Linked DNA regions of Mus musculus: region 1 is linked to region 2. A link is a loop called in an ENCODE intact Hi-C map of the cell type or tissue named here. Cell type or tissue: left cerebral cortex. All regions are shown on one strand. Links, peaks and the distances in the headings refer to the core of each region. The heading gives the core; the rest is flanking DNA. Region 1 overlaps Nt5c2 (5'-nucleotidase, cytosolic II). Region 2 has its middle 22 kb from the start of Ina.

What was found. Hi-C counts contacts between places; a loop is a spot of excess contacts. Peaks named below come from ENCODE experiments on the same cell type or tissue, not always from the same donor. Only the 100,000 strongest peaks of a DNase experiment are listed, where the experiment ranks them.
Region 1: it touches region 2 in a loop (3.0-fold over the local background); 13 of 42 quality-filtered maps call a loop at or near these places.

The regions. Positions count from the first base shown.
Region 1 is chr19:46,891,337-46,901,549 of GRCm38, forward strand. Nt5c2 (5'-nucleotidase, cytosolic II) reads right to left here. Exons shown (of 18, transcript NM_029810.5): 6 at 7,467-7,558; 7 at 7,286-7,343; 8 at 6,240-6,333; 9 at 5,172-5,225; 10 at 3,185-3,268; 11 at 2,183-2,224; 12 at 1,169-1,276; 13 at 899-965; 14 at 173-343. Among named protein-coding and RNA genes, the nearest start is that of Nt5c2, 66 kb to the right of the region's middle. In left cerebral cortex, for the core only: a CTCF peak has its summit at 5,982 (motif pointing right); DNase peaks (open chromatin) are centred at 7,078 and 8,160; H3K27ac peaks cover 1,680 bases.
Region 2 is chr19:46,987,301-46,997,513 of GRCm38, forward strand. It overlaps a transcript of Nt5c2 not described here and the pseudogene Gm18657. Among named protein-coding and RNA genes, the nearest start is that of Ina, 22 kb to the right of the region's middle. In left cerebral cortex, for the core only: CTCF peaks have their summits at 4,065 (motif pointing left) and 5,234 (motif pointing left); a DNase peak (open chromatin) is centred at 4,046.

The sequences.
Region 1 (10,213 bases), core at 1,345-9,344, 95 kb before region 2:
TCTGCGAAGTACACACACACACACACACACACACACACACACACACGCACACACACATTCCATAGTTGTGTGAAATGACTGAGTAATGGTTTCTGTAAGAGAATCAAGTTCAAGCCGTCACGTAAGGTACAGACGTGAGGCGAAGGCCCGAGCTGAGAGGGACAGTCCTTACAACTCTTGTCCGTCCAGACGTGGAGCTCCTGCGCAAGCTCAGGAATCACCAAGAAAGTCCTCCACCCTTGCCGTTTCTTTGACTTCAGAATGTCTCCAAAAATGTGATCTCCAATATACAAAATGTCTTTGCCCTTAGCTCCCAACAGGTCACAGATTGTATCAGATGAACCTGCAAGGGATAAATGAGAAACGTTTCTCTGTTAAAGAAAGCGTCCAAAGCACCACAGCAACATATATGCTAAAGACATTTATAATTACAGGAAAGGAGCCTTTCTGAAAGACAAAGGTTAAGCTCTATCTCCCGTGTAAGAACCCCAGGAAGGCAGTATCAGAACCCCAGTATCAGTGCTTATGCAGCATGTGAGAGGCCTCGCTCGGGTCTGTCTTCAGAGCCACCAAAGGTACCATGACCAGTTCTCATCACACATTTAACATTAAGTTGGCTCTACTCAACTGCTTCTGACTCTTGACATTAAATGCAGCTACATGGCTTTAAGAAAAGAAAAATCCCAAAATGGTTTCAGAACTGAGACAAACCCTCAACAGAGGACAGAAGGATCTTTTCAGTAAAAGTTAACCCTCCTGGCTTTCCCTGCAGATGACTCGGAAGATGACATTTCTGGTCCTGTTATGTGGTACTCTGCTGAGAATTTTCACAGTGAAGCCAAAGATCACCATGCAGAGGTGCCCAGAACAAAGGGAGACAGACAGACAGTTCACTCACCCCCTGAGTAGACAATGCCGTGCTGCAGGGGGCCCGTGTAGGTGCCAATTTTCAGTTTTCCAGTTTTCTGGGTAGAGAGAATAAAGACTGAAATTTTGTGGCATTTGACCACGCTCTCTCCCAGGCCACCTGACCCAAGCACCCATTCTTCTTAAACTCTATTGGGCTAGGTCAGATCAGATCACACTCCCAACTTCAAGAGAGAAGTTACGGCCATGGAAAGGTGAGCATGAAGGAGCATGTCCTAGAACACACTGCCTTCTCACTTACAGTGTCCACCTGACGCAGCACTGTGCCTTCTCCAAAAAAGAGTGGTTTCCGAGCATCCACCAAAATCAGGTCAAAGTAGGACTGCCACGGCCGGTGGGAGCTCCCGGGCTGGGGACAGAGTCAGCACAGTCACATCACGAACCCCTCAGACTTAAGGAAGTCATCAACGACAAGGAAATTTAGAATAAGGTTTTGGGGAGCTGACAGTGTGAGTAATGATCGGCTTTGATAACTCCACAGTGTGAATTATTTATCTCTGAAGTATAGCAATTTATTTCACAGTGCTTTTAAACATGAAGTATGAGAAAAGCTAGGCAGATGAAAGCTACAATTCAAGGGACAAACTGGGGAGGTTCTATTTGTTCTCAGACCGACTGTTCTAGGTTGCCACTGGCCTCTCAGCTCATCCCAGAGATGGCATCTATGCCGACTAACACTCTTGGCATTCTGAGATGGAACTATGATGCTAACCTTTTCAAGCCAGCCTGAAGGGTACTACACAATGTAATTTTAGTATTTGCTGAAGCTTACTCATGGAAGCCAAGGATTAAAATTCTTAAGTGTATGACTAAGCTGCAGGCTTTGTTCTTTAGTCTAAGTGTGCTCATACCACAGAAAGACTTAAACACCAAAGTTAGCCTCTTTCTCGGTGCAACACTTAACAGTAACTATCTAGAAACTGTCAAGGATGTCCACATGACATCATGTTTCTGTTAAACTAGCATCACCCTCAACCTATGACTCCTCACAACACACACAACTCTGCTCTAAAACTTACTTTAATCCTATTCACTACAGACTACATAAACATTCATTTTATTTCTATCTAGTAAATATTTAGATTACTGGAGATTTTTAATTCTTCTAGTCCTGGATTACTTCTTTCAATGCTGATTAAACACTAGGCCTTCTAAAACTAGGATTTTCTAGGAGGATTAAATGGATTCATTATTAGTTAATACAAGGTATAGTAAATTAGTTTAAAAAATGACATATAATAAATTACTATAATACCTTGGGGCCATGCGGGAAATCAAACAGGTAAGTCATGATTTTCTGGGGAAAGAGAAAGGTGCACATGTGACTTCTGCTCAAGACAGACACAGGCTTTCTACATGTGAGATGGGCGGCATCCTTATCTTCTCCACAGCTCATGAAATCACGGCAGAGGAAGTTAAAAACTAATGCTTCATCAGGCAAAGGCACAGACACGAGTTCCCCACCTTCCCCAGACAGCTCTCCTGAAGTCACGTGTGGAGATAACAAACATGGGGCTCAGAGAAAAGCAATGACTCCCACAAGCTGGCGCACTGCATTTTATTTCAGTGCACGGGGGCAGGGGCAGAACTTTCTGCTAGGATTTTAGCCTACAATTGCATCAGCAAAAGTAAGGTGTTTGAATTTGGACTTTGTGTGGTTTGTTCCCCCCTTCTGTATCCTTTAACCATCATTTTTTTTTAATTTATTTATTTAATGTATATGAGTACACGGTCTCTATCTTCATGCACACCATAAGAGGGCATCAGATCTCATTACAGATGGTTGTGAGCCACCATGTGGTTGCTAGGAATTGAACTCAGGATCTCTGGAAGAGCAGTTGGTGCTTTTAACCACTGAGCCATCTCTCCAGCCCCCTTAGCCATCATTTTTTAAAATTTAAATATTAAGAGGTGGTAAGTTTTGATTTCTAAGATTCAAAAGATTGTTATCATCTTTCATTACAGGATTTCCAACAGCAAGAGGATGTAAAAGAAAGACTGTGATTTCTCAGATATACATAAATAATGCTCTTAAAAGGAAGAGAAGTCATTATATTAGCACAAAGCCTTTAAATAACTTTCCCAAATTAAAACTTTTAAATAGCCACTATAACAGTCAAAAAAAGGATGCTTAGGAAAAACTGCAGTAACTCCGCATGTCTGTGTCCTATGCACTGTTAGCCCTCCTCACTGGCTCCCCAGCCCTCTGGGTCAGCGCCCCGCCCTAGAAAAGCAGACACAGACACTAAGTACTTACATCTGTGTACTTATAGTCACTGTTAGTAGCCAGAAACACTTTCCCTACTTCCTTCATTCGGCTCAGAAGCAACGGCAACTTGCCCTGAAATGGTGAAACAGTGACAGAGGATGTCAGTGTCGGTCATCACAGACTCAAACTCTGACCGCAGAGGAACAGGGGAACAGCCTTTTTAAGGATTAGTTGGTTGATTTCAGAAATCTGCATTTAAAAATCTACATTATTAAGTTTTAAAAGTATTAACATATACAGTATGTACTTTACATAAATAAGTATATGGCCATTAGTACGAGATCTTTACCATCTTCATGTCTGTCTCAGAAAAGAGTTTAAATTACTTTGTGATTTACCTATGGGATTTACCTATACTGAAGTTCAGAACATGATTTTCAAACTGTACTAAAATTCTGTATGAAGATTATTAAATATTCTGCTACTGTACACACTGTGGCTTCATTAAACTTTGCAGAATATAACAATAGGTACAGGTGCTACCTAGAAATATCCACACTCAACTGAAGAAAAATAAGGAAATTCTAACAGCTCATGTGCCTAGAAACAAAAGCACCACTTTTCACAAGAAGGCTCCTTTGCACAAACTGGGTCCAACTGTTCAGTGGTCTTTCTTGAAGCAATAATGGAAAGGGAGTGGGGGTGGCGGGGAAGGCAGGTGGCAGTTTGACAGGAGGGGAAGGGATGGTGGCATAAACCCAGAGACATTATTACTGCATTCGTTTTTACTCTATAGAAAAGTACGTTACTATATCTTAGGATTCCATATGTGGATAAATGTCTTTTCTTATTATTTTTAGTTACCAATCTCTGTGGGGTGTGCACGTGCATGGAGGGGCCAGGTGGAGGTATCAGGTCACCCAGAGCTGGAAGCACACCAGCCCGTGACTTCGTGTTTTAAAAAACATAGCCTTACAGAAAAGTTGAGATTATACACACATATACATGCACATCTATACTTCCTATGTGCTCCACATACACTCCTTTAAAAGTAACATTAATACTGCATCATAACTATAAAAAATTTTTAAATTAGTAAAAAATATCATGAACTCCAGCTATTTAAGATACTCACTAGTCTTTAATGTATCTTAAAGCTGTGCTCATTATTTATTTTTTTGCTAACAGGGTAGAGACACTTAAGTCAGTCAGACCCGTGCACACTTTTTAATGGATCATCTGCAATGCTTAAGATTTGGGTGTGACAGCTGGGCGTGGTGACACACACCTTTAATCCCAGCACTCGGGAGGCAGAGGCAGGCGGATTTCTGAGTTCAAGGCCAGCCTGGTCTACAGAGTGAGTTCCAGGACAGCCAGGGCTACACAGAAAAACCCTGTCTCAAAAAACTAGAAAGAAAGAAAGAAAGAAAGAAAGAAAGAAAGAAAGAAAGAAAGAAAGAAAGAAAGAAAGAAAGGAGAGAAGAGAAGAGAAGAGAAGAGAAGGGAAGGGAAGGGAAGGGAAGGGAAGGGAAGGGAAGGGAAGGGAAGGGAAGGGAAGGGAAGGGAAGGGAAGGGAAGGGAAGGGAAGGGAAGGGAAGGGAAGGGAAGGGAAGGGAAGGGAAGGGAAGGGAAGAGAAGAGAAGAGATAAGATAAGATTTGGGTGTTAGTCTTGGCCAATGACTGACCTTCTAACTGTGTGACCTTCCACATGACATTTAAGCATTTCTTTAAAAAGTAACAGTAGCCTCTACCTCATAGTTGACGACAATTACATAGTATAAGGTATCAATCACTGCGTGGAGCTGTGCACACAGTACCGTCTAGCTGCAATAATTAGAGCTAAAACATTAAATACAAAGTCTTGTTTCTCAGAAAACAGGGAAAACAAGTGAAACTACATGCTGGCAGACATTTTTTGTGACTATGCTGCAAGTGACTTTTCTCATCTACGTCACGATAAACAGGCTTGGCCTTCTTATCTTTATAAGGCAAAAGGAGCCACCATGCAGACCTGTTTCCCTCTTCCATACTTACATCCTTGACGACATACTTCTCAAGATTTTCAACCGTCTTCTCCTTAAGGGAGCCCTGGGAGGAAGAGAAAGAAATAAGAAAAGAATAAAACCAGGGGGGTTGTTTCCTTTTTATTTTTTAAGTTATTGCTCTATAGCCCCAGCTGGCTCATCTTCCTGCCTTTGCCCCCTAAGTACTAAGATTACAGATTTAGGATATCATGTCCATCTCACAAATCAAGATTGATTGTCTGAGACAAAGCTTTACGTTGTAACCCAGGTTAGCCTTGAACCTGGATTGTGGAGTAGACCACCACACTTGACCTGTAAGTCTACTGTTAACTTTTACTAAAAAACTTGTACTGACTATCAAACAAATAAATATTCTGTTTACCAAAATGAAAAATGTTAGACAAAAAAAGATTTCAAATATAAAAGTATTCACATTTTAAATAGAAAATTAAAACTTTTCATAGTTTATTAAAGTTTATAGTAAATATAAATCCAATACTAACTAGTGGGAGTTATTTGAACAAAATTTAAATGGACCAACATACACAAGAGATGTAAGTATAATTTCATATACTAAAATTCTTCTAAATATTTTTCAGAAATGCAAACAATAAAATTTAAAAGCTGAGCCTCAAGGCTGAAGAACACTGTCAGTATGGTCGGACAAGAATAAACATAAGAGGCAAATTTCTCTTAACTCCTTTTAAAGGTGAAAAATAAAAGCATTTAAGAGTCTTTATTTTTCTGTTAATGTGTATGAGAGTAAATGTTTTGCCTGTTTCCATGTCTGTGTACCACATGAATGCCTGGTGCCCAGAGACACCACAAGAGGGCGTCAGAGCCCCTGGCACTGGAGTTTCAGATGGCTGTGAGCTGCTGTAGGGTGCTAGGAACTGAATCAAGGTTCTCTGCAAGAGCAGCCAGTGCTCTTAGTCTCTGAGACATCTCTCCAGGCCCTCTCCACGTTCTTTTTTAAAAGGAGCATTCTGCTCTCTGTGTACATGCCCACTTGCAAAGTTAGTATCAGAGCACAGATGCATGCTGGGGAGAGGAGGGTAAAGCAGCAGGCTCTAAATACCTTGTAATGGACCCAGTCCACTGCGTCTCTTACGTCCTGGAACATGCTACGGTAGGACATGAAGAGGTCCCCATCTTTAAATCCTGTGTCACAACTACAGAAAGATGAAAAGAACATGACAAACGGTGAATGAAATGACCAAGGGACCCAAAGGTTCCCATCACGTGGTACAGGCTGTGGTTAGCTAGGGAATCGCTCCCTAATCAAAATGCATTTGAGCATTAAAATGGCCAGAATATTGATATATGGAATATAATAACTGTGTGCAAACACAATGAGACAGGATAATTTACAGGATGGAATTAAAAGGCCAAGGTCCCATAATACCAAGTTCCTCACTTTAGAAGCAGGCCTCACTGCGCAGACATTTAGAAGCTAGGCTCTCCCTCCCTGACCTTCCTGCATTGTCCCTAGGTACAAAGGCACCGTTCAGTTCTATCTGGATTCCACTTTCCACCAAACTGCCCTCAAGTGGGTAAGGCCTCAGATATGAAGTTAGCAGACTCTAACACAGAGGCTGTTACACATCAAGCAATGGCCACACAGCTCCCCAGAAGGAAAGGCTAACCTGTGAAGACTTAGGCAAATTTTTGCTTTACAGAAAATAAACACTATTTTATTCCTTGGTGAGCTCTTGCTGGGCCTGGGAATGAAGCTACATGAGCATCCCGGGATGGCTCCTGGGCAGCTGCTGTGAAATGAGTCGGGGGTTTCAGTGCAACTCTGCTTGGACAGATAAGCATCACACAAACCTCCCACTCAGTTGTCACAATTAGCACCTCTGCTGGCCGTCTTCAATCCCAGTCACAAGTGGTCCCTTCCAAACATGGCTGCAGCACACTGGCAAGGAGAGGGGCCGTGTGGGAGGTGAGAGCCTGCATGGAGCTGCTGGCGCTGTCCATCTCTCAGGCTGGCAATGTGGCATCTCTCACTAGCACTAAATTCACTTTAGAAAAGCAGAAAAGACCTACAATGGCCAGTTCTCTAAAACCCTGTACATTAATTTAAAAATCAACTGGATGAAGAAAATTGTAATATAAACATACCTGGTGTATCTGGGACAATTAGTAAAAAAATCTACGAGGCAGGCCAACAGGTAGGTCTCTGAAAATGAAGAAAAGGTATGAATAAGCTGTAAGTACCATAATCAAGCTGATTTACTCAGCTTCCTGGAAGACATGGCCCTGGAACAAAGGGGCAGTGTGCAGAGTAAGCAGAGGTGTCTACCTGGGAGATTGAATAGTGTGTTCAGAATGTAAAACCGTTCAGTGTCATCTCGTTGGATAAATTTATTTGGATACTGCTCTCTAGTTTCTGGTCTGTAAGAAAATGTAAAAAAAAATTAATTGATATACAAAAAGTTAACAACTGTAGGAAATCATCACTATTCAATGCTTTATTAAAATATGTTGATGGCTATGTGAAAGACAAGAGTTCATATATTAAATGTGAGCAGCTGTGAACAGGCTCAGGGTGAGCCCTTCAACAGCTCTCTTCATAGACAGCACCCAGGGCTCTCCCTGTGCTAGGGAGGTAACTTAAGAACACACAACCCAACCTCTACAAGAAGGCCGTGGGGAACTCTTAAGACTGAAGGGGAACTACTGAGCTTCAAATGTTTAAGGAGACTAATGCATGAACAGGTGCTCACCCTGGAATCCCAGCGCTGGCAGCCAGGCCAGCCAGGGTGACACAGGGAAGCCTTGTCTCAAAACAAATAAATAAAATTTTAAGATAAAATAAGTCTAAAAGCAGAAGGAAGTGACTGCAAAGAGAGGCAAGGACAACCCAGAAAGGATTCCTGTCGGTGCTGGTGTGCTGGCTCTGCTGCAACACCTAAGTGGACACTTCCTCTCCTGGATGAAGTGTGGAACAAAGAGCAAGCCTTCCTTACCGTCTGAGCTGTGCTTTTCTCTGTTCCTCTTTACTGAAAGCGGGCCAACTTCTGACCTGACCTACTTAATTTGCAAGGCCAGCCCCTATCAGTAAAGTGCTTGCCATGCAGACACGAGGAGGAACTTTTGTTTAGAATCCCAATGCCCATGTAAGTGCCAAGCACTGCAGTGTGTGCCTGTAACCCTAGCCATGGGGAAGGAAGAAAGAAGGGTCGAGTGGAACTCTGCTCACCATTCAAGCAAAAGCAAGGACAGTATCTCAAATAAGCTGGAGAGTGACTGAGAACACACCTGCACATACATCCCCACAAAGACAAAGAAAACAAATATAAAGCTTATACACAGTGTAAGCTGGGTAAATTCCTACTTAAGTTACTTAACTTCAAATGGTATGGACTCTAGTCACGACCATAAAATCATAGTAGTTTCTTGGTTAGTAACCCCTTTCATCACCCTTATGAAACAAAGTTTCTAATCAATTCAAGACTAAGTAGAAAGCCATCTCTCTGGCTTTCTGGCAGAAGGGGGCAACACTAGCATGCCCTCCCTCCAGCCAGTGAGTGAAGGCTGGCTTAGACAATCACGGGTGCAGCTGCTGTGGCAATCACAACTCAGACTGACTGATAACTAGGTTAGTCATCGCATTCCCGGTCAGGGGAAGACAATGCATCATACATATCAGAAGAAAACAGTCTACTTGGAATTGGAAGGAACACTGGCATGTTTTGTGACCTGCAGCCCCAGGCTAACAAGGTGTGACAAAGGTAGATGGACGTTGACCTCCTTTTTAGCTCATTGCCACTGCACCTTAAAAACTGAAATGTCCCACCATGTTCATTCTCTCCCTAATATCTTTTCCTTTTGCACTAAGCGTAAATGAATCTACGTTTACCCACAAATGACTTATTTTTGAAATACTACCAAAAGTATTTCCAAAGAAGGTACACTGAAACTTTATGTATAGCAGGTTGATGTGGACTTAGTATTAGGTCTATCTTATACCATATAATTTACAAAATGATAATAGCTGTGTTCAATTTATATTTTGAGAGTCTTTTTTTTTTTATAATTAAACAGAAAGGGTGAAATGTTGCAGGATATTAGGGCAGTGGCAGGCTTGTGATTGGACAGGAAAAGGGAGGAGGAGCTAAGAGTTGTGGAGACAGAGAGGGAGGAGGGAGAAGAACCAGAATGGTGTTATCGAAAGGTTATAATAATTGAGTTAAAGTTTTATCAGTATCAATTAGCCCTGAAACTATTGTATTGGCATTTTTGTAAATTGTGATCTTTTTGTTATATAAATCTAACTGTATAATTAAGCTTTAAGAGTCATGTTTCTACTGGGGTAACTAGGTGTTGAGATGGCTGATGGTGGGGTGTGTGGGGCACTGTGTGGAAGCAAGATGAACTTGGGAGAGAATAGCTCAGTGGTGAGAACACGGCCGAGCAAGCGAGACCCCACCCAGACATAGTGTTGTGGCCTGCCAGTATCGGTACTACAGCAGGAACACAGGCCGGTGGGGCAGGAGAGATGGAGGGTTGACTTTTTAAATATTTCCTGCAACAGGTTGATAAGACCTTTTTTGTTGTTGTTTGATAAAGTCTCATGTAGTCTAGACTGGCCTATGTAGCCAGCGATGACATGACCTGAACTCCTTATGGACTCCTGCCAGGATTACAGAAGTGGACCACTACCCCTAGCTTAGGCCTGTGCATCTTGTATTCTAAGAGTGGTTATAAAATGAATTTAGTGACTTGCTTCTCATTTTTTCCCCTCTGCCTTCCTTTCAACTCATAGCCAGAACAATGAGATCCCTTCTCAGACACAAACAGAACCCTGGTTCATTTTCACCGGGCTCCTTCCCAGTGACAGTATCTGAACATGATGAGCTTAGGTCGGTGATACTGCATGTCATCATGTTCTGTCTACATCCTGCTTCCTGATACGAAAGCATCCTTTACAGCACCAGAAGGTGCATGTAGCCTTCCTGGCCTGCTCTGAGAGGTCAAGGTGATGTTCACTTTACTTCAACTGTACAACAGACATCCGAGACATCTCTGAGCCTGTGTTATGCAATA
Region 2 (10,213 bases), core at 823-8,822:
GGGAGATATAATGATGGGGGTGGGGTGGGGGTGGTACTAAGGTCCCCAACCCAGGGTGTGTACTCAGATGAGAAGTGGTAAAAGAAGAAAGGGAGCCATTACTGCCTTTAAAAAACCATGCATGTGTGTGTGTGTGTGTGTGTGTGTGTGTGTGTGCGCGCGCGCGCGCACACACACATGTAGCAGCTGGAAGACAATCTCGGGTTTCATCATCAGGCCATCTGCCTCCTTGGAGACTGAGCCTTTTCCTGACTAGACAGCCCCAGGGATCCTCCTGTCTCTGCCACTCCAACGATGGGATTACAAGGGCACACCATCACACCCAAAAATCTTTACATAGGTTCTGGGGATTGAACTCAGATCCTGTGCAAGCATTTTACCAACCGAGCCATCTCCGAAGCCCAAGGCCATTTATTTTCAAAGAGAGATGCAGGCAGGCAGGCAGGCAGGCAGGCAGGCAGTTGGGAGCAGGCTTGGGTATTGGGGAAGTAAGCAGGCTAAAGACAGGACGTTCTGGCCAGAAACCAGAAGGCTGGCATTGCTGAGCCCCAGTGTCATGACAAGATCCGGGGTGTGCCTGACTGAAGTGGCAGTCATGTCGTCACAGGTCGGGAATGGTGAAGTGATTCAAGTCTGGTAGTTCAACATAGTCTCTACATGCAAGGAGCTGAAGCAGGGGGATTGGTGTGAGTTTGAGGTCATGGGTGGGATATGCAGGCAATTACAGATCAGGACAGATTGTAAAATGACATCCTGCTTTTAAAAATATATAATAACCAAGAATCTGAAATAAATGATCCTCAGGAATCAGAAAATAAGTGTCTGGTAAGTTCTGTCTTCGGAGGGTTGAAGAAAAGGCCCAAGTAGGGAAAGTGGCTACAACTCAACCGCTCAGGTCAGGAAATGCTGTGGTCTTGCTTGAACAAACGGTCCTTACGCTACAGCCTCCACGAGAGTCAGTACAACTATCCAAACACAGATTCGCGGGGCCAACAGTGGCTGTGCTCTGGGGCTAAGGAGCTACATTCTAAATTCAGCTGCTCTGGGGTCCAGAAATCATGTCGTTAATGACTCTGAAGATGGTGGTTCACGGCGCTGAGAAGCCGTGCTCACAGAGAGGAAGAACAATGAGTTGGCAGAAATTCTGGTCAGCTCTATATCGCGCTGAGGAATAAGGAGCTCAATTTACAAGTCCCCTCTGGGAAAGAAAACACTAACAAAATGCGTTTTAGAAAGACAAGGCAGTTTTAATGAAAAGGGGTGCCACGCCCTGAAGAGACCCAGGGGTCTCCCCCTCCCCCCCAGGGAAAGTCATTGTGCAGAAAGATAAAACTGTTCTGTACCCATTACCCAGCCGCACCCTCCTGCACTCCTAGGAGACTGCTCTGCTGAGCAGATAAGTAGTGTGGTCTCTAACAACCACACAAAAGACCTGCACAGAGCCAGGTGGGGGCACTGCCTGCTGTAAAGGTCTGCCTGAGTCACCCCTGACAGGAACCAGCTTCTCCTAGCCCTGGAGTTTTCTTCACTATCTGTGATTGGGCTCCCCTAGTCTCTGGGCAAAAGAAAGAAAGAATAAATATTAACTAAAGGTGCAGCTGTGGCAGGGTGCCCAGGCACTCCCCTCCCTTCAGCCTCCTTGCCCCCTGACCCAGAGGCTGGAACCAACCGCTGGGCTCTCAGGTTCATGATCTGCTTGGCTGCTCCTGCAGAAAGAGGGGAGAGGCGAGCATTTCTCTGCATAGCCCTGGATGGCAACCAGCCATTCATTGGCGGGAGGGGCCTTTACAGGTGGCTAAAGTGATGTATAGTCACTGCTGGGGCCTCCTGGACTCAAGTAGCTGACCCATATGATCTCCAAGTCAGCCAAAGCCAAGGCCCACATTCCTTCCATGTGTTACACTTCACCAGTTGTTACATTGTGTTATATTGTGTTACATTATGTTACATTAACCAGTAGCCAGCTAAGCAGATTGTATTCGTCACTGGGTGGTAGGGTGGGATAATTAGAGACCCAGTGATAAATTATTTGTTCAATGAGAATAATAATGCCTGCCTCACTCCTTGGCTATTGAATTAAAGAGATGTTAAAGAAATGAAAACTAAAGAAATAAATTCGTAAGTATTTTTTTTTTAAAAACATCTTTCAGGATGGGGAGATGGCCTTGTGGGTAGATACCCAGAAGCCATTGCAGTAGTGTGCATTGCTGAACTGCGTCCTGCCTTGCCGCTGGGATGCCTGGGCACAGCTGGCATGCAGCTCGGGGGAGGCAGAACGAAGTCCCCAGAATGGTGGTCTGCTGCGGGGTCTGGGACCTATGCCGTGGTTCCCAGTCTCCTATGTACCTGGGCGCCACTGGCATACAGCTGGGAGTCGGGGCACAGGGTCCATGGTCCATGCTTCCCCTTGGGGCATCCATGCACTGGACAGGAAGGGGAAGACAGAGTCCAGGAAGGGCGGGACCAGTCTGATTACAAGTGAGCTCTGGAAGAAGAGAGAGAAGGACTTCTTCGGGAGTTTAGGCGAGGCTCTTTAAGATGAAGGCCTTCCCCGCAGCTTGCTTGGTCATATTGGTTTATTTGATGGTGGATATTAATTGCATACACTTCACTCAGGGTGAACCGGGGATCAAATACCTTTTGCGGGAAGGAGTGCACAGGAAGGGAAGCTAATTGGCTGAACCCTCAGGGGCTTATCTAGGTACCTCATTAGTGTGGAGTACTTGAGGTTTTTTATGCCACATGACTGATCACCACGGTCCTCAGTGGGGTGTTGTGGTTTCTGTTCCAGGGCAGGTAGAGGCGGCAGGGAACGGCTCCGCTCCTGCCGGTCTCAATCCCGAGATCCCTGGGACTTGCGCTCACTCAGCCTGACCACTTCTCATGCCTGCCTGGTAACAAGCTCCCATATGCCCTACAGTGCATCATCCTAGCATTTCTACAGCAACACAGACAGAAGAATTCCCAGACGCTTGTGGGCCACTTACCCTAGGGTTGCACCAGAGAACAAGAGACCCTATTTCAAACAAGATGGGATGCAAAGACCAACATCCAAAGTTGTTTCTGATCTCTACATGTGAGCCAGGGCAGGTGTGGTGCCCACACTCACAGACATGAAAACACACGTGCATGCACACACAAACACACAGACACACCAGACAGATACATGCAAACATATCAATAGTTTTAAAAGAAAGTGGGGGGTGGCAGGGAATGGCTCAGTGGGTAAGAGCACCTGACTGCTCTTCCGAAGGTCCGAAGTTCAAATCCCAGCAACCACATGGTGGCTTACAACCATCCATAAAGAGATCTGACTCCTTCTTCTGGAGTGTCTGAAGACAGCTACAGTGTACTTACATATAATAAAAATAAATAAATCTTTAAAAGAAAGAAAGAGAGAGAGAGAGAGAGAAAGGAAGGAAGGAAGGAAGGAAGGAAGGAAGGAAGGAGGAAGGAAGGAAGGAAGGAGGAAGGAAGGAAGGAAGGAAGGGGAGTGTGGTGTCTCGTGCCTTTAATCCCAGCACTCAAGACACAGAAGCAGACAGATCTCTCTGTGAGCTCAGTGCCATCTGGTCACCGTGGCAAGTTGTAGGTCAATCAAGTGCTACATAGTGAGATCGCAAAAATTAAAAAACAAATAACTAGCCGGGCGTGGTGGCACACGCCTTTAATCCCAGCACTTGGGAGGCAGAGGCAGGCGGATTTCTGAGTTCGAGACCAGCCTGGTCTACAAAGTGAGTTCCAGGACAGCCAGGGCTATACAGAGAAACCCTGTCTCGAAAAACCAAAAAAAAAAAAAAAAAAAAAACCCAAACAAAACCAAACCAAACCAAACCAAAACCAAAACAAAAAAAAACCAAAAACAAATAAATAGATTTCTTAAAACCTTGAGTAATACATTTCAACTCCTGACCTTTAGGTCCTGACACTCACCACGCAGGCTCTGCTTGCAATGATCAGCACTGCGACCTCTATTCAAAGTGTTCCACTAACCAAGACCTTGGCTCAAATCCTAAGTTGGGCAAGGGACAAGCTGTTGGTCAACACTGCCCCCTAGTGGTAAATTTACCAACTGCACAGAGACCGGCCACCAGTCTTTCTCTGGGCTCACTGGGTAACTCCTGGAAAAACCTTAAACTCCTTGCCCCCGAAACAGCCTTAGGCTCAATCCCAGCCAAGAGCCAGTCTGCTCTCTGTGTGGCTTATGTCTTTGTACTTCATAAGTGGTACTCATCCGTACTTTAAATCTTTAGCAAAATCCTGTTCAGATCCTGACTCGTCCAAAAGAACCCTGACCCTAATCAGCCCAAATCTCCCCAAACTTTCTTCAATGTCTCCTTTATTGGGTTAGTTGCCTGTATGAGTTATTTCTAAACTATAGAGGTGTATATATATATATATATATACATATATATATACACATATATATATACACATACACATATATATGTGTATATATATATATATGTATATATAATTCCCGTTTTACAAAACTGTTCGAACAGTTTTCAGAGCCTGAGCTAACTACATATATTCTTTTTTTTTTAAGATTTTTTTTTAATATGATGTGCACACTTCAGACACACCAGAAGAGGGCATTGATACCCATTACAGATGAGCCACTGTGTGGTTGCTGGGAATTGAACTCAGGACCTCTGGAAGAGCAGTCAGTGCTCTTAACTACTGAGCCATCTCTCCAGTCCGACTATGTATATTTTTAAAGAATCATACTTTTGAGTGCTTAATGAGGGCCAGAACCAGAGCTGGGTACTTGCCCATACACGCTCTCAATTATGTTTTGTTGTGATAATTATTATTCTGGGGTTGCTACACCCCCTTGTTGTCTTTGAATATTAAGGGGTTTCTACTCCACTTCAGACCATATTGTTCCCAGATAAAAGACACAGAAATCTTCAGATTTACAATGAGCTTAAGGGCACTAGAGCTGGCTGGGCGTGGTGGCGCACGCCTTTAATCCCAGCACTCAGGAGGCAGAGGCAGGCGGATTTCTGAGTTCAAGGCAAGCCTGGTCTACGAAGTGAGTTTCAGGACAGCCAGGGCTATACAGAGAAACCCTGTCTCAGAAAGAAAAAACAAAAAAAAAACAAAAAAACACTAGAGCTGGGCTGGTGAGATGGCTCAGTGGGTAAGAGCACTGACTGCTCTTCCAAAGGTCCCAGCAACCACATGGTGGCTCATAACCACCCATAATGAGATCTGACGCCCTCTTCTGGTGCATCTGAAGACAGCCACAGTGTACTTGTTTATAATAATAAATAAATCTTTGAGGGGAAAAAAAAAAGAGCACTAGAGCTGGGCAGACACCAATCCTCTGTGCTGTTTTGTCTGCTTCCCTGGTGCTGTTCCCGGGGATATCACTGGCCGTGCTCCACCTGGGCCATGCCTACTCCATCAGGCCAGCCCTCATGGCCACCTACACAGTGGTGTCTTCTTTCCTTCTCCTCCTCCTCATGGTCCTACCTCAGACCCCAAGTCCGGGGATCTTTGCTGTGTCCCCTACCCTCTGCCCAGCCCAGGCTATAGGTATCCTTATTATAATCAGTGATAACTTGGGGGGGGAGGGCACAAGGTTTGCACAACAAAAGCTGGTGTATGTGAGATTCACTCATCTTGGAGTAACCAGGTCTTGGGATACAGTATTTAGCCTTTGAATACATAGTAGCACCAGACCAACCCCCTATAACTTTCCATGGCCACTTTAATGCAATTCTACTGCAAATTTGCTACTGTCTCAATTTATAGCTGGAAAAAGGAAACCTCAGTGACTTAATGTAGACCACACAGCCAGGGAGAAGTGTAGGTCTAAAACCATACGCTAACAACGGCGGGTACAGAGAACAAGTCAAATCTCCTGAGTCAACTCTCGCGCCTGCAACTGAGAAAGAATTCAAAACCCCCTGAGTTTGGAGAGTGATGTACTAGGCCGTTCTTAATGAAGACACTGAAAGGTGAGCCTTTGAATCCGGTCCAGATTTCCAGGAAATCCGGCCCACATTTCCAGGAGATGCTTTAAAAGCTCCAAGCCATTAACCACCACCTCCTAGAGAAGGAATAAGCATTCTAATTAATTTCTTTAAAATAAATTTAAGTGGGACAGAGAGATGGCTTGGAGGTTACAAGGACTTGTTGCTTTTACAGAGGACCACACATGGCTCACAACCATCCTTAACTCAGATTTCAGGGGATCCGAACCCCTCTTCTAGCCTTCTCCAGCATCAGGCGCTCACATGCTGGCGCATACACATATACCGAGACAAAAACTGCTCATACATATAAAATAAGTATGTAAGTATTTTAAAAATCAAATAAACGTCTGTGTTCTTTAGACAGGTGGTACACGCCTGTAACCTCTGCAATCAGAAGGTGGGGACAGGGAGATCAAGAGTTCAATACCAGCTCAGGCTCTACAAAACCCTGTCTCCAAAGTGAAAAAAGAGAAAGCATGCATGTGTGAGCAACACTATAAAACACTGAGCATTTTGTAGCCACCAATAATTTGTGAGAAGCAGCAACAAGGAATGGAGTGGGGGGGTCTCAAGTTGGAACAAACCCCCACCATGGTGTTTAGGGAGGGATACAGTTCTGTTTGAAAGAAAACTCAGGGAACAGCGTGGTGAAGGATGAGCCCGGCTGTTCGATTCTGGGTCCTTGTTTCCTCTATCCTAGGCCTGGGCTCCAAAAACCTGGAGAAGGAATCCTGAGGGAAAAGATGGGGCAGAGTTTGGTTCTCAGGAGCAGTTTCAATTTATTCAACCAGCATGACCCTAACTGACCTGCAAGCAGCCTGGGACCCAGGCAAGGTCACTCACAATACAACCAACTTTACCACACGTTGTGGAAGCCTCGCAGACTGTGGTACCGCTTTCTCTTCGCCTCGAGTTGTCCAGCATGCCTGGTTCCTCACACCAAAGGGGCAAGTTTGCCTTCCAAGTGCTTCAAGGACAGAGAGTAAACACATTTCTGTTCACATGTTTGTGGGTCTATGTGCCTGGTGAGAGGCACATGGAACTGACCATGTCTCCCAAGCCGCGTGTGCAGCTGCTGAAGACCCCCCTGAATGGGATGTGGTGGAGACTGGAAGCCCAACGCTGGAGGAGGAGGCTACAGCTCAAGGCCAGACTCTACTCTGTTATGAGTTTGAGACCAGCCCGCCTAAGACCCTGTGTGTGTGTGTTGGGGGGCGGGGGTGGGGGAGTTGGGTTGACGGAGAGAAGGAGGAAGAATAATAAACAAATTAAGGAAGGAAAGAAGGAGATAAAGATAGAGAAAGACCCCCTCACAATATAACCCTGTCCCTGCCCAGGGGCCTTCCTGCCCTGGCTTCCTGCAATGCTCTGTGCTGGAGCCCACAGACACCCTCACAGGCTCAGCCGCTGCTCTTGGGTTGGACGGCTGACTGAGAGGTTTTTCAGCTACAACTCTACCTGACACTCCATCCCTTCACCTCACCACTCACCGGGCGGGCATTAATGCCTCCTCCCAGCCAAGGGCTTTCTTTGCCCATCTCCTGCCAGTTATATTATTCAGGAAACAAAGGCTCTCGAATGAGAGGCGAGGAATGGCTGTCACGTCTCTACGGAGATTCCATGACATTTATTTGTCCTGCATTTCCCCACCCTTTACCCTACTGCACCACCCCAGGTTGCAGAGGGATCCCACCTCACAACCCCGGCCTGAAGCAATGCGCTCTTCCTCGACTCATACTCCAGTATGAGGCAGTCAGGGGTAAACACTATACTCGGAAAATCTCTTCCACTTGGACTTGCCTTGCCTCCAGTTACAGAAGTGACAGAAAAGCAACCTTTCTTTTATTGATAGGGTCTTATATAGCCCAGGCTGGCCTCAAGCTATGTAGCTGAGGCTGGACTTGAACTCCTGATCAACCTTGCCTTTACCTTCCAAGTGGCTCCATGAAGGTGTGAACTCGGATTTTTTCTGGCTTATACCAGACTATACACCTCCCCCCTTATTGGAAATGGGTGCTCTTCTTATCCACTGTATCCTGATTACAGTTTCCCTTCCCTCTTCTCCCATCCTGACCCACTCCTTCTCTGTCTCCCATTAGAAACCTCTAGGAGATAACAATAAAATATAACAAAATTTTACAAAAAAAAAAATCCTATTAAAATTGGACAAGACAAACCAACAAAAGGGCAAGAGCCCCAAGAGCAGGCACAGGAATCAGAGATTCCCCCCCCTTGTTCACCCACTCAGGATCCCGGAAACACTAAACTGAAGGCTGTAATATACACGCAGAGGACCTACTGCAGCCCCGTGTGGGCCCCGTGCTTGCGGCTCCAGTCTCTGTGATTCATATGAGCATTGCTTGGTTAGTTTAGAAGGCCTTGTTGTGGTGTCATTTGTAGAATTGATAGATTCTACAAATGCTTAAAGGAAAATCAACAGTATTTTAAGACTCTTGGAGAGACCATGTTCTTACCCATTACATGAGGGTAGTCTTCAATATCATCAGTTCGAGAAATCCAAAAAACAACTGCAGACTGACACCCACTCTGCATACAGATGCAGACGCCTTCAATACTAGCGAGCGAAATCCAGCAGCCCACTAGGAGAACTTGGTATGCAGTGACCAAATGAGATTTAGCCTGTTAACGGTGCATCAACCAGTGTGAAACACCGTATTAATAAAGGACACAGAGCATGCGTGACCACATCAGCAGACAGAGAAGACAGTTTTACAGAATCTAGTGATTTTTCATAATGAAAACACTGGGGTGAGCACTTCTTTGATTCGTAAAGGACATTTACAAAAGAAAAAGAAAATGCGATATCCATAAAGTCACAGGGATCCTGCACGTTGCCTGGTTCCGAGGCACCGTGGGAAGCTCTGCAGGAAAGGGAAAGGAGCGCAGAAGGCAGGGGGGATCTGGTTAGTGCCAGATACGCTTGGCTCCTATATCTGGCACTGCAGTATGGGATACGTCATTACCTACAGCACAGCCCTGCCGTGGCAGCTGCCTCCCTTTCCATCCCTGCAAGTTCACAGCACTAGGTCACAGCCAAGACAACCTCAGGGCTTCCCCAGGAAGTTCATGTCCCTCCTATAACCTTAGTGGGAAGTGACTTTCCATAGACTGGGACACGGCCATCAAGCTAGTGATGGGACTTGGACTCACTGCCCACATCTCCTTCATGTTGGCCAACCTTGTGGTTGTAGCGGAAACCTTCATCAAACCACAGTGTCTATTTTCTGTTTATGATCTAATGGCCAGGCTGGCTGCTGCTACCTAATGTTCAACATAAGACTCAGAACTTAGAGACTGACAATTGTTCCACAACCCTCCATTCGGGCTTCATTGACACCATCCTGCAGGTGACTGCGACCAACTTACTGGCTATTTTATTTTTAAAGACAATAGTCTCACTATGTGCTAACTGCCCGGAATGTATCACGTACTGCAGCCTGACTTTGAACTTAGAGATCTACTTGTCTCTGCCTTCCAAGTGCTGAGATGGAAGATGTGCCTCACCGTGCCTTGCCATCTTATTGGCTGATGAAATCGAGAGACACATTCTGGTTTTCTGTACGTAGCTCTACACACAGATGAGCAACTGACAAGTGTTTGTGGTGACTGTGGCCATCTGGACAGTGGCCATTGTCGTAGAGGCCGTACAGCACAGCATCACAGCGCACAGTGACTGTGTGCCATCTGGGCCATTTGCACCTTGATGATCCTTGTGGCGATGTGGCTCTCTTAGCTCGCACCTCTGACTGTGAGGACTGAGAACGGAACAGCCCTGGACCTAGGTGGACCTGGGATTCCACGGCGAGTTTCTGGAAACCAGTCATTGTGCTTGGTTATGATCTGCTGAAATCTGTGACTCGTCTATCATTGCAAGATGTGTGCTTCCCCTTGTTTAAGGATTTGCTGCCTTCTGAGTCAAAACAGCCTGGGACCTCGCTACAGTCCGTGGTTTAGAAAGGAAGCTACAACAGGAAGGCGGTTGCCTTCCAAAGAGTTCGATGAGCAACATCCATGATGAATTTCATCCTGATCCACACTCATTTTGAAAGTAGGAGTGCAGTTCTTGCAGTGGAATTCAGAATGGTTCCCAGAGTATCTGTCTAGACGGTGTGACCTAGACTTAGTGCCACTCTGTAAGATGGAGCTCAGACCTAACACTGCTTGGGTGACCAAGAACCAGAAACTAGATAGCCTAGAGACCTAGG